Regions from separate parts of the Homo sapiens genome. Here all the other regions are linked to region 1. A link is a contact called in ENCODE Hi-C or POLR2A ChIA-PET data. All regions are on one chromosome and are shown on one strand. The core of a region is the stretch at or near the end of the contact, and the rest is flanking DNA. Distances in the headings are between cores, read along the strand shown. Region 1 has its middle 150 kb from the start of CDC7. Region 2 overlaps LOC102723436 (a long non-coding RNA gene). Region 3 overlaps TGFBR3 (transforming growth factor beta receptor 3). Region 4 has its middle 82 kb from the start of CDC7.

Region 1 (2,803 bases), core at 115-2,614:
AAATTTTTATATAGGTCATATTTATCCAACTTTTCGCTAATGGTTTCTGCTTTTGGGATCATCCACAGAAAGTCTCCCCTATCTCATAATTACATAATTACCTAGCTTTTCCTCTAGGACTTTTACAATTTGATATTTTACAATGAAATCTTTAACTCATCCGGATATTTTTAGATGTGCCCCTCTTTTGATGTCCTTGTCTCTCAGTAAGGCAGAATGCTTTCTTTATCTAGCTTCCTCATTTCTTGTTATATTAATTTATTAATTCCTGGGCATTTAAAATTTTGTTGTTGTTGTTGCTATTGTGAAAGGAATTTTTTTCCCATTGTATTTTCTAACTGGTTATTGTAGGCATTTGGGAAGAACTCTGTCTCTCTATGCTTTTTATATGAGAATATGGTGACCAGTCATCGGACTGAGGCCTCAGGCCTAGTGGTCTTCCAGTTGACTTGCTGGTCTTCCAAGAGTTAAAACTGAAAAACGATATTATTTCTTTCTAGTCCTTTTAATCTGAAAGTCACAAAATAGTACCTTGTTTTGATTGCATTTCTTTGGCGACTGTTGGGGATGAACATCTTTGCACACATTCATTTGGCATTTGTTTTCCTATAGTGAACTGTCCATTCATATACTTCGTTAATTCCTCTATTTGGTATTTGTCATGCTTTTATCAATCTGATAAAATTATTTTAATTCATTTCCACTTGAAAAATATACACTAACCTATTATTTCTGCCCAGAGAGGAAGAGTCACCAAATATCAGATACAAATGTGAGCATGGGAGCACTCTAGAAAGGCTAGGAATCACTGCTGGAGGCTGCACGCCTGTACATTAACTTTTTGTCCCTTGGTCCTTAAAATCCTATAGGAAGCAGCCAGGTGACCAGTAAAACAGGCATCCTGCATGGAGAAGGTGCTGTTCCAAATCAAGCAGCCCCAGAGCCTCCTTGGCCCCAGCCCTCCCTAAGTTGTCACCTACTGGGCCCCCACCTCCCTTCACACCGGGTGGTCTCCCTGACAGGTTTGAAGGGATTATCCAGGATCAATATTAGAAATAGTTGTATTTTTTTCTAACTGGAGTTAAGTTTATAAGCTTTTTTTATGTAACCACCAAACACCAGAAATAAAAATCTGGATGAGAGCCAGTTTGACTTGGAGCCAGCACACTTTCCCATAGCCAGGGAGCTCGCCCTTCATCCCAGTTGTTTTTCCCCTAGTTACTGACATTTCCTCCCAAAAGCTGAATCAACTTCTCAAATTCTTCATCTGAGTAATTCAGGCCCCCAGTGATTCCTAGAAATCTTGCCCTCCCAGTCCAGCCCCCACCCCCAGCCCAGCCTCTGACACCTGAGCTGCAACTGGGGCCAGAGGAGGCCCAGGCTCCATGCGGTGGCCCAAGCCACGTGACCTGGCCTCTGGCTCTTAGAAAGTTTCTGGGGGAGTTTTAATTGCCGGCTCTGCAAATGCAAAATGAGGCCCTGGTGGACGGGGGAGAGGGGAGCAAGAGCATCTGCAGGCTGGTCCGGTAAAGAAGGGTGGGAAGAGGTCTTGTTCATACTAATTCCTAACTAAGGGCTAGAAGAAGACCAGCGTCCATGCACAGTTTATCACCCAACACATATGTGTTGAGCACCAGCTGTGTACCAGGCACTCTCCTAGGCACAAGTGAACAAGACCAGCCTGGTCCCTTCCCTGGTAACAGTTACTGCCCGGTGGGAAAGACAGACATGGAACAAGTAATTTCACATCACAAGCTCAATAGTCACAAGTGTGAGAATTCTGCTTATACAAGTGGGAACAATTTCATGGCCTTGCTTATGAGCTCTTTTCCTTTGAAAGGATTCAGAGAAGTGGCAACAAGACTGCCCCAGGGATTTTTGATAGCGCTCCTTTCTTTTGCCTCCTACATTTCAGGGTGGGCCATCCTGGGAAAACAGTCCTCCCTGGCCTGAGTGAGACCAGAAAGGGACGGCATGGGAGAGGCTAGGCAGTGTTGGAGTCACCCTCTCCTCCCTGCTTGGGAAACTGGTCTTGAGGTTCAGCCTTGCCACTCTCATGACCTTCCACAGCACTTGAGACTGGTCCGAGACTCAGCCAGATCACCCCAGGTTGGCCTTGGAAGTCACCTCTGAGTCAGTTCTCACTGACTAGCACATCCAGGGCTCCTCCCCTCATCTCCCTGCTCTTTTCTGCTCAGAACTCATGTTCCAGATGGACTCAGCTGGCAAGTGTTTGAGACATGTCTCAGCATCTTGTGATGTGTTACTGAACCTCTGGGCCTTGTGTGGGCTGAGTCACTGACTCTGACTTGATCCCTGATGCATATTGGCCCCTTCTTCCTGGGTCCAAAAACCAAAGCCCATCTTTGGAATGCAGGCCACAGAGTGCCTGCCACCAGGCCTGGAGGGGACCACTCTCCAGGGAGGGACAGTCAGTTGGACCTATCTGCAGTTTTTCTGTTCTCTCCCTTTTTCCTCTATACTGATTCTTTCTGGGAATGTGTTTGTCAAGGGAAGGGGATATAAGGACCATCCCAGACACTGGGCCTTTCTCCCTCCCAGCTCTCTTCCTCACCTCACTTTTGTTCTACCTGAGCTATGAGACCAAATACAGCTGGGAATCCTGCCTTGACAGGAATATTCTTCTATCAAAAAAGATGAATTGTTTTTCTAGCAACTTGGGGTAGGTGGTGAATCGGTGAGATCAGGAAATGAGAGGGGAGGCAGCTTTTCTCTTGTCATGGTTGAGAGCATGGATGCCAAATTTAGACTGTCTGGATTTAGACTCCGGCATTGCCACTTC
Region 2 (2,803 bases), core at 158-2,657, 110 kb after region 1:
TTGAATCTCTGGTGACAATATAGACTTAAAGATGAGAGTGTGAGGTTCAGATTGGTTTGTGACTTATACTATATCACACAGCAAGTTGAAGGCGGCATCAGGCTCGAAGCCCAGCAGGCTTTCTTTGTGCCCCTTCCAATCATTCTATTGGCTTAGGTCAACTGAGTGTGTGCAACAGAAATGGATCTTAGTTAACTTGAGAACAAAAGGGATTTTCCAGAAAGATGCTGGGGCAGCTCAAAGGATTTAAGGAGGAGCAGAAAGACCAGATCTCAGGTGAAGTGGGAACAAGGGCAGCCCTAGTGATAAGCCTTTGAATCTTCCCTCAGGATCCAAGTCTTTACTAGAACTCAGCTCAAACCCACTCCCTTAAGGTTTTAAATATCTGAAAGTGACAATTTGAGGGACCCATCCTGTTAGGTATATCCCCTGGATCAATCAGCTATGGTAGGATGTGTTTGGGAGACAAGGTAGGGTCTCAGAACACTGATGTGATCAGTGGGGACCACTACTTTGTATTAAGAGTTTCCCAAAGAAAATGCAACCATTGAGACCTGCCAATATGAATCCCTTGCAGTCATCTTTCTAATATATTAAATCCTAAGTCCTTCTAAATAAAATGGAGCAGTGGAAGGGTTAGATAAAAACAGCTCCAAAGCAAAGCAACTTTAATATTTCAATAAATAGTCACTGAATGCTAACTCTGTGCATTCAAAGGACTTACGCTAGACATTGGGTGGGTAAAGGGATAAGAAAATCGGTAAGACCTGGCAGCTGCTCAAAGATAAGACAGGCATACAAATCATGACACTGAGAGGCAGGATAAGGGAAATGATGCTCCACAACAGATACAAAGTGCTATAAGGTTTTACAGCATGGAGAGATTCTCTAAAATTTATATCCAGAGGAAAACCAAAAAGCTAAAGTCCAGATTTTCCTTCTTATTGCAACTTCATCATATGCTGGAAAAACTATACATGACTTCACATGCAAAGGAACACAGTGTTCTTATTTCCACCTACTGCAGTCCAGCTGCCAATTCAAATGTCTGCCACCTCTTAATTGTGCAATTAGGGAAGCATTAGTTTCAGTGGACTCAAGTGCCACTGCTAAGCTCCTGCTTGGATAGATTGCATAAACATGGTATCTGGGAAGGAAAAAAGGAATTGCTAGAGGAGTCTTGCCTATGCTTCTATGAAGATTTCAGATGCTGGTTCCATCAGGTAAAAACTTCTGAAAATCTGTGAGCATGGCAAAGAGAAAGTACTCTAGAATTCTTGCTGATAGGGTTAAGGATGGAGTTCTTGGGTGATAACATTGCTATGCAAGGAGAGTTTGCTGCAACATTTTATAACTCAAGAGCTGCTGGCCCAAGGCTATGCTGTTGCAAAATATTTGGATCCATCTCACATTGTGGTGATGAGAGTGAGAAGAAGAATTTAAATATCTTAGTCTCACTGGGCTTATTAAAACAACTTTGGTTTATTGAGAGCACCAAGGTGCACCTCATGCCCTCTCAAGGTCAGGGAAGATGAGCTCAGGATATGATGTAGGGGAAGGGGAATGCACTGGCTTCTTCATTGACTACCCAGTGGTTACCAGAGGCACAGGAGGAGGCAGAGGCAAAAAGGCTGTAGAGAAAGGGAAGGCTGGAGAAGCAAGTGGGCAAGGAAATTAAGGAGGGAGGATGGTGTATGTTTGAGAGCAGAGCGAAAGGGAAAGGAAAGACCCTGGAGTTGTTTAACACTGTTTTCACTGTTGAAGTTGGGGAGAATGAGTAAAACAGAACCGGTCTCATCTTTAGCATTACAGAGTGAGGACAAAATCAGTTGAGTGAAGGAGAAAATGAGCCAGTTAGTTAATACTTCTGTAGGCCCACTAGGCATCAGGCACTGCTGCATTTCCTTCTTGAGAACTCAGGAACAGAGAAGCCTCCAGCATTTGTACTTGGAAAACTTACAAAGACATATCAGACATCTGCTTGTCCTTAATATATACTATAGGCTTGCCTAGAATTTAGAATTCTAGATTTTAGTTTTCTTTTAGCCCAGTATTCAGTCTCCACTGTTTGGTCAGAGGGCTTAGACCCCTTTTGTTTAGAGGTTGAACATTCGCATACACAGATGGGATGCCCTCAGCCTTAAGGCTATAATCAATATTGGCAGAGTTGGGATGGGCAGCAGTGCACTTAGCTAGGGCCTCATAGTCACTAAAGGCAGGGCCTCAAATATAGACTCCTAACATTTATCTCAAAATGAGGTTGTATTAGGTTGAACTACATGACATTATTGATTTTCTAGGTTAAAAAAAGATCAAATATCAACAGTTTCATGTGGCTCAACTTAATACCTAAATTCATTGTAAATTACGTATGTGTTAAAGGTATTAATTTGTTAAATGAAAATATTTAAAAACTATCATTTTCAAAAATCTGCTTTTTTTTTTTTTTTTTTTTTTTTTTTTGAGACGGAGTTTTGCTCATGTTACTCAGGCTGGAATGCAGTGGCGTCATCTCGGCTCACTGCAACCTCTGCCTTCCGATTTCAAGCCATTCTCCTGCCTCACTTTCCCAAGTAGCTGGGATTACAGGCGCCTGCCACCACGCCCGGCTAATTTTTGTATTTTTAGTATAGATGGGGTTTCACCATATTGGCCAGGTTTTCTCGAACTCCTGACCTCGTGATCTGCCCACCCTCGGCCTCCCAGAGTGCTGGGATTACAGGCGTGAGCCACCGTGTCCGGCCTGTCATTTAAAAAAAAAAATAACAGAGCTGGGTATGGTGGCATGTACCTGTAATCCCAG
Region 3 (2,803 bases), core at 217-2,716, 100 kb before region 1:
AGCCTCCCGAGTAGCTGGGATTACAGGCATGTACCCCCACACCCAGCTAATTTTTGACTTTTTTTTTTGTAAAGATGGGGTTTCACTTTGTTGCCCAGGCTGGTCTTAAACTCTTGGGCTGAAGCCGTCCACCTGCCTTGGCCTCCCAAAGTACTGGGATTACAGGTGTGAGCCACTATGCCCGGCCTCTAATTTTTTTTTTTTAATCTTGCTTTATTTGTATTCCAAACTTGAGCATTCTCTCCTGCAAGGTCTGTAGACTTGGAGCCCTAGGACAAGCAGACGTTTTCAAGATGAGACCCTAGTGCCTGGCTTTTAATAACCTAAAATACCTAGTCCAGAGGCCTTGGCCAGCTTACTTATGTCAGGCTTAGTCACTTTGCATGCTCATAAGGAAAAAAGGGTATCTAAGATTAGAAGTTTCAAGAAATAAGCAGCTTCTTCCAACCTCATTCACTCTCGATATTACTGTGCTGTGATCTATTTTTTTCTAGCCATTTATCATTAAAATCAGAGAGCAAATGTATGTGAATGTGTGTATGTTTGAGTGGGGGATGGGGCATAGAAGGGGATTTTGGTCTTTGAGGTACAATTGCTGGAGCTGGCATATAAAAATAGAGGATGCCCAATTAAAGTTGAATTTCAGATAAATAACAAATCATTTTGTTAGTGTGCCCATGTAGTATATGGGACATAACATATACTGAAAAAGTATTCATTGTTTACCTGAAATTCAACTTTAACTGGGTGTCCTGTACTTTATTGGGCAGCTCTACTCGGAGGTAATTCAGGTTTTTGTTTCCAGTTAACACCCTGGCCTGGGTGTTAGGAGGCCTGAGTACTAGTCTTGGCTCTGCCACTAACTAGTTATATACATCATCGGGAAAAAAAATCACTTAACTACTCAGACCTCGTTTCCTCATTTCTAAAATGAGGGGATCGTACTAGCTCATCTCTAAAGTTCCTCCCAGCTTTTAAACTCTGTGATTCTTTGATAGTACGACTGCTAGATGTTATATCCCAATTTAATTTGGAACAGAAACTGGCAAATTGAGCATTGCCTCTTCAGCAAATCCAAGTAAATATCAAGGCAGGGCAGTTGCAATAAATGACAGAAACTAAACTCTATGCTATTAGCTTTGGATTAAAAACAAATCAAAACTTAATCCTAATGAAAAATGTAAATTAATAAATTTAAAACCAGTTTTGTATTTTCAAGAAGCGGGGAGGGATGGGTGAAGAAGCTGGAGCTGCCAACATCTAGTTTATTCCTTTTACTTAAACTAGAGGCATTAAAAAAAAAAAGGTCCAAATATTTTGGGCCTCTGCCACCAAACCACAGGCAGTTCTCTGGTCTGCACTGGAGTTTGGATGACTGACAAGACTCAGTGAAAAACAAGTGCTATTTGTTTTCCTGTGCCTAGTATTTAACTGGAAATCAGAAGGCTAAATTTCCAATCAGTTGCTAAATAGCCCCAGATGTGTGCTCAGTGCAGCACTAGGAAGGGACACGCACAGCCCATACCACCGTGCATGTCCAGCTGTTACCTTTTCATGAAGCCAAGTGATGTGTAACTGAGGGTTGTAGTGTCTGTCCAAAAACGCCCTAAGAATAACTCAGACATTCAAGTTTGCTTGTGGAGAAGGGAACTTTTTTTAAAAAAAATTCTGTATTCTATTGTGTTACATTTAAAAATCTGGAAATAATTTTTTTCTTTGCTAATTTCCTTCTTTCCCTTCTTTGGCAGTTCCCCCACCCCCATGTTTAGAAAAAAACACAGAATTAGCATACCGGGTATGATGGTTTATGTATGTGCTTGTTCATTCATCCAACACACAGTTTTTAGTGCCTGACTGTGAACTGTGCTAGCTGTGGAGGATCTAGGGAAAACTGGGGTGAATTGCCTGTCGTCAGGGAGCTTCCCATTGTGTGGGAGAGCTGATTGAAAAATTGGGAATTGCAGTTTAGTGTGCTAAGTACTATTACGCTAAATAATAGTGAAAATTGGAGAAGATGAGAATAGTAGAAATTGGAGAAAATGAGAATTCTCTTCTTCCAAATGCAATCAAGGCAGCTTCCTGCATGAGGTTGGCTCTGGAGAACAGCATGTGGCAAATGGGTCAAGGTTGCAGACACAAACACAGCTCTTGGCTCGGCCAGAAGCATTACCCCTGTATTCCAGGGACCCGGATATACCAGTTTGTGTTTTGCAGTGAGGTCTTTCCCCAGATAAATTCTCTCTTGAAGGGAGATTAAATAACTAAATGTTTCAAGATTGCTGGTGGTTCTTCTTCTTTTTTTAAATGTCTCTTGTGGAATGACTCATTGTGTCCTGTGGGATATTCCAAGTGGTTGTGTACCATGCATTTTTATTCCGGAGTCTGCTCATCTGTTGGTTTTGTGGCTTGTCCTTAAGGGCCTTAATTATATGGGTCTTGATCCTCTCATGAACTAGGGTCAGTCAACTACCCTAGTTCAAACAAGTCATTCCTGTTTCCTAGGAATAGGAGTTTTTGGCCCTATTGTGGCCATTGAGCTCTTCCTAAATGTCACTATGGCAATTAGAACATTGGAAAGAGCCCAGTTTCAACTGGTAAACCTGGTCCAGAAGGGGTTTTTGAAAGACTCCCTGGGATTTATTCTAACTTGCTAGGTTAAGGCTGGTGAATGTTGTGAGTGAGTGAATGGCCCGTGGCCCCTGGGAGATTTGCCTGGGTGTATTTTTCCTGAGGAAGACCTACTGTCCAGGAGGGTTCACGCAAGTGTAGACTTTTCCTGGCTCTGGCTGGACTTGCGTCATGT
Region 4 (2,803 bases), core at 85-2,584, 69 kb after region 1:
GTAAGGAAACAAGGGAATAAACCGGAACCTAGCTGTGTGACACTGGGCATGCCACATCACCCCACGTTACTTATCCAAGAAATGAGGTTGAACTGGATGATCTTTAAGGCAATTTCCAGCACTGACATTTTAGCATTCTAAATATTTCTAAATCCTTTGCTTGATATCTACTGATGGCTTTTCTTCTGAGCATCTTTGATTTAGGATCAGAAACTGTCAGCCAAGGCCAGAGGATGGGGGAAGGAGATTGGAGGCAGAGGCACATTTTACATGAATGGGACAGATGACAAGCCCCGGGACCACATCCTGCACCTGCCTGCCGGCCAGCCACAACCCAGTCTACTGTGTGGCATCGTGGGATAACTCCCAATATGGCTGTCCTGCAGAAGTTTATGAGACTAATTTAACACCACTCTTTGCAGCTGCACCACACCCAGTTCAGCTGGCAAGAGGATGCTTTTAAAGAAGAAAGGTGATCAGGTCTGGAGTGTTTCCCACAAGCCCAACGTCACACAATGAGTTAACTGCCAATGAATCAGAAACATATGGTGCTCAACAAGCTTCTCTCAGATTACGCACTGTTTAATAATCTAGGGAATCGCTATTTGTCAAAACAGTTGTAACTTGTTACCAAATGCAGGACCTCTGAGACCCAGTTTGAAATGTATTGTCAAACACGCCAGAGTCTCCAGGGCCAGATTAATGCATCTTAGCTCCATCCATGGGAGATTATTTTCCGAGTGTACCATTTGGTGATTGTAACTCAGAATGGGGTCTGACGAGAGCTGAGGTTTAAAAGACACCTGAACAATTACGCCTAAGTAAATATAGCTTAAAACAAATCACAAGTAAGCACTACTTTAGTCACAGTGCAAAAGAACACACACTTGCTGCTTCTATTTTCAGAAAATTAATGAACGATTTTAGTTATGGCAAAACAACCCTGCAGAACAAGGGTCAGTTTGCTCTTTAATCAAGAAGCTTTGCCAAATATTTACTAAAATAGGGCAGACTCCTTGTAAAAGTATAAATAGTTTTGTTTCTTATTTAAAATAAAAAGGTCTCTAGCACCTTATATGGTCTGATCCTTTGATAGCACTCAAGTGTTTCTATAGTAGGATTTCCATTGTGGTCTCTGCTAAGGAAAAAAGAAACAAAATTGCAGCACGAGGTCAGAGAAAAATGATGCTTCCCATAAAAATCCAATCGAAACTGCAGAGTAAACTGTGAGGAATGTTGTCTCATAGGATAAAGCATGTGGTGATGCTGTAATCAGACTCAGTAAGGACCAAGATTCCCGTGGCCAACTCATGATTCATCCCTTCACCTTCTTCCTTCCTTCCTGATAGCCCCAGATTCTGTGTCTCTCCCCAGTGTGGTCCAGGGGATAAGCTCCATGCTCAGCTCCAGGGGCAAGTTCTGCTTAAGCCAACCATGGGAGTTCCCTGATTGGTTTAGGAACAGTCATGTGACCCAATTCTGCCCCATGAAAAGTAGGAAGTCTACTGTGGGGAGGTTTTGGGAAACAGTTTCTTGCTCCTAAGAAAGAGGAACAGGAAGAGACAGATCTTCTTACAGGTGTTGCCGTGTTTGGATATGATGCTCCAAAGTGGCAGCCATGTTGCTTTCAGGTGAGGGTAAACCTGACACAGGGTTGGGCAAGGTAAGGAGAATCAGTGAGAGACGGAACACAGCCCTGACACATCACATCTGGAGCCCACCTGCCTTTGGATTTCCCGTTATGTGAAACAATACACTTCCTTATTGCTTAAATCAGTTCGAGTTGGTATTTCCAGTATTTGCTGCCCACAGCATCCAAACAGATCTAATATAGCTTTCAAATTCACATACCACAGACTAGCCAGCCCCCTTTTCCATTGCTGTCCTGAAAACTTTGCCTCACCCATTGTTTTGCCAAAAGTCTTCTGAAAGGGTAAAATTTCCCCAGATACCATAACATAATGCTATAGATTAATCAATATGTCTACATGGTGATCCTCAACTGATTACAACTAATTTCATTGTCATTTCTCAAGACAGGCAAACCAGAGTGGTTTTCTAAAGGGCCCTTTCTATAGTAAAAATAACATTCGGTCAGTCACACATTCATTTCCAGGACTGGTTGAGTGGATCCATCTACCTTCTCTCATGGATACCCCTTGTGACAAAGCTGAGAATGTCAAGACAGCTGATGGGACTCAGGTTAGACAACAGAGGGTCTGAAACAGCAAATCTTACCGGTTCAACCAAGAGCCAAGGGAGTTGACATAAAAAACAGATATATTCTATATTTTGCATTCAGAATGTCTTTTTTTCTTTTTATAACCTTCATCAGAGATTTTTATGTACACACATTCCAAAATGGAACAATGCAGCAAAAAGAGTCAAGGAGAATTCTAAAGCATTCTCTGCCTACATCTGATGAATGAAAGGGTTGGATTTTTCATCTTTATTTATTTGGCCTCAATGTTCAGCTTTCTTGTATCTATGAAGACCTAATTTAGCACACTTCAAATCCCTTGAGGGAGGTAGTTATTGAATGTGCTACCAGCTCTAAGAAGGAGAGCTGGAGGCTTTACTCCATGAGGGCCTCTGGCACTTAGATTACAGATTGGAGGAATGGTGGGTAATTCTCAATCAAAACTGAATCTGAAAATTATTTTTAAGACCACTTAACATGCTATCTATCTTCTTAACAAATTTTAAGTGTACATTACTGTTGACTGTAGGTTGATTAGAGCTTACTCATGTTGCTAAGTGAAACTTTATATCTATTGATTAGTAGCTCTCCATTTCCCCCTCC

Evidence for each region. A loop is a pair of places that touch in the nucleus more often than their neighbours do. ChIA-PET counts read pairs that join two places held with the same protein, here RNA polymerase II (POLR2A). Pooled maps may share reads with other maps.
Region 2: a loop to region 1 is called in a map of PC-9, with 2.7 times the contacts of the local background. The contact joins two enhancer-like sites. A Hi-C loop is called at or near these places in 1 of 168 maps with a recorded cell type or tissue (PC-9) and 1 of 50 pooled maps. POLR2A ChIA-PET finds 5 or more read pairs at or near these places in 3 of 52 experiments (A673, WTC11 and activated CD4-positive, alpha-beta T cell).
Region 3: a map of cardiac septum shows a loop between it and region 1 (7-fold over the local background). The contact joins two enhancer-like sites. A Hi-C loop is called at or near these places in 1 of 168 maps with a recorded cell type or tissue (cardiac septum), 1 of 37 single-sample maps with no recorded cell type and 5 of 50 pooled maps. POLR2A ChIA-PET finds 5 or more read pairs at or near these places in 3 of 52 experiments (A549, H1 and activated CD4-positive, alpha-beta T cell).
Region 4: a map of Right ventricle myocardium superior shows a loop between it and region 1 (8-fold over the local background). The contact joins two enhancer-like sites. A Hi-C loop is called at or near these places in 3 of 168 maps with a recorded cell type or tissue (CD8-positive, alpha-beta T cell, Right ventricle myocardium superior and dorsolateral prefrontal cortex), 1 of 37 single-sample maps with no recorded cell type and 1 of 50 pooled maps. POLR2A ChIA-PET finds 5 or more read pairs at or near these places in 3 of 52 experiments (AG04450, activated CD4-positive, alpha-beta T cell and activated naive CD4-positive, alpha-beta T cell).

What each region holds. Positions count from the first base shown.
Region 1 is chr1:91,650,357-91,653,159 of GRCh38, reverse strand. No RefSeq gene overlaps it. Among named protein-coding and RNA genes, the nearest start is that of CDC7, 150 kb to the right of the region's middle. Within about 2 kb of position 1,364, at least 17 of the 41 ENCODE cell types and tissues checked have a DNase peak (open chromatin) inside an H3K27ac peak, as active enhancers do.
Region 2 is chr1:91,536,120-91,538,922 of GRCh38, reverse strand. The region is part of intron 4 of LOC102723436 (a long non-coding RNA gene); the gene reads left to right. Among named protein-coding and RNA genes, the nearest start is that of CDC7, 37 kb to the right of the region's middle. Within about 2 kb of position 1,407, at least 2 of the 41 ENCODE cell types and tissues checked have a DNase peak (open chromatin) inside an H3K27ac peak, as active enhancers do.
Region 3 is chr1:91,750,125-91,752,927 of GRCh38, reverse strand. All of the region lies in intron 4 of TGFBR3 (transforming growth factor beta receptor 3), which reads left to right. Among named protein-coding and RNA genes, the nearest start is that of TGFBR3, 130 kb to the left of the region's middle. Within about 2 kb of position 1,466, at least 14 of the 41 ENCODE cell types and tissues checked have a DNase peak (open chromatin) inside an H3K27ac peak, as active enhancers do.
Region 4 is chr1:91,581,227-91,584,029 of GRCh38, reverse strand. No RefSeq gene overlaps it. Among named protein-coding and RNA genes, the nearest start is that of CDC7, 82 kb to the right of the region's middle. RefSeq lists an enhancer at 636-1,835. Within about 2 kb of position 1,334, at least 6 of the 41 ENCODE cell types and tissues checked have a DNase peak (open chromatin) inside an H3K27ac peak, as active enhancers do.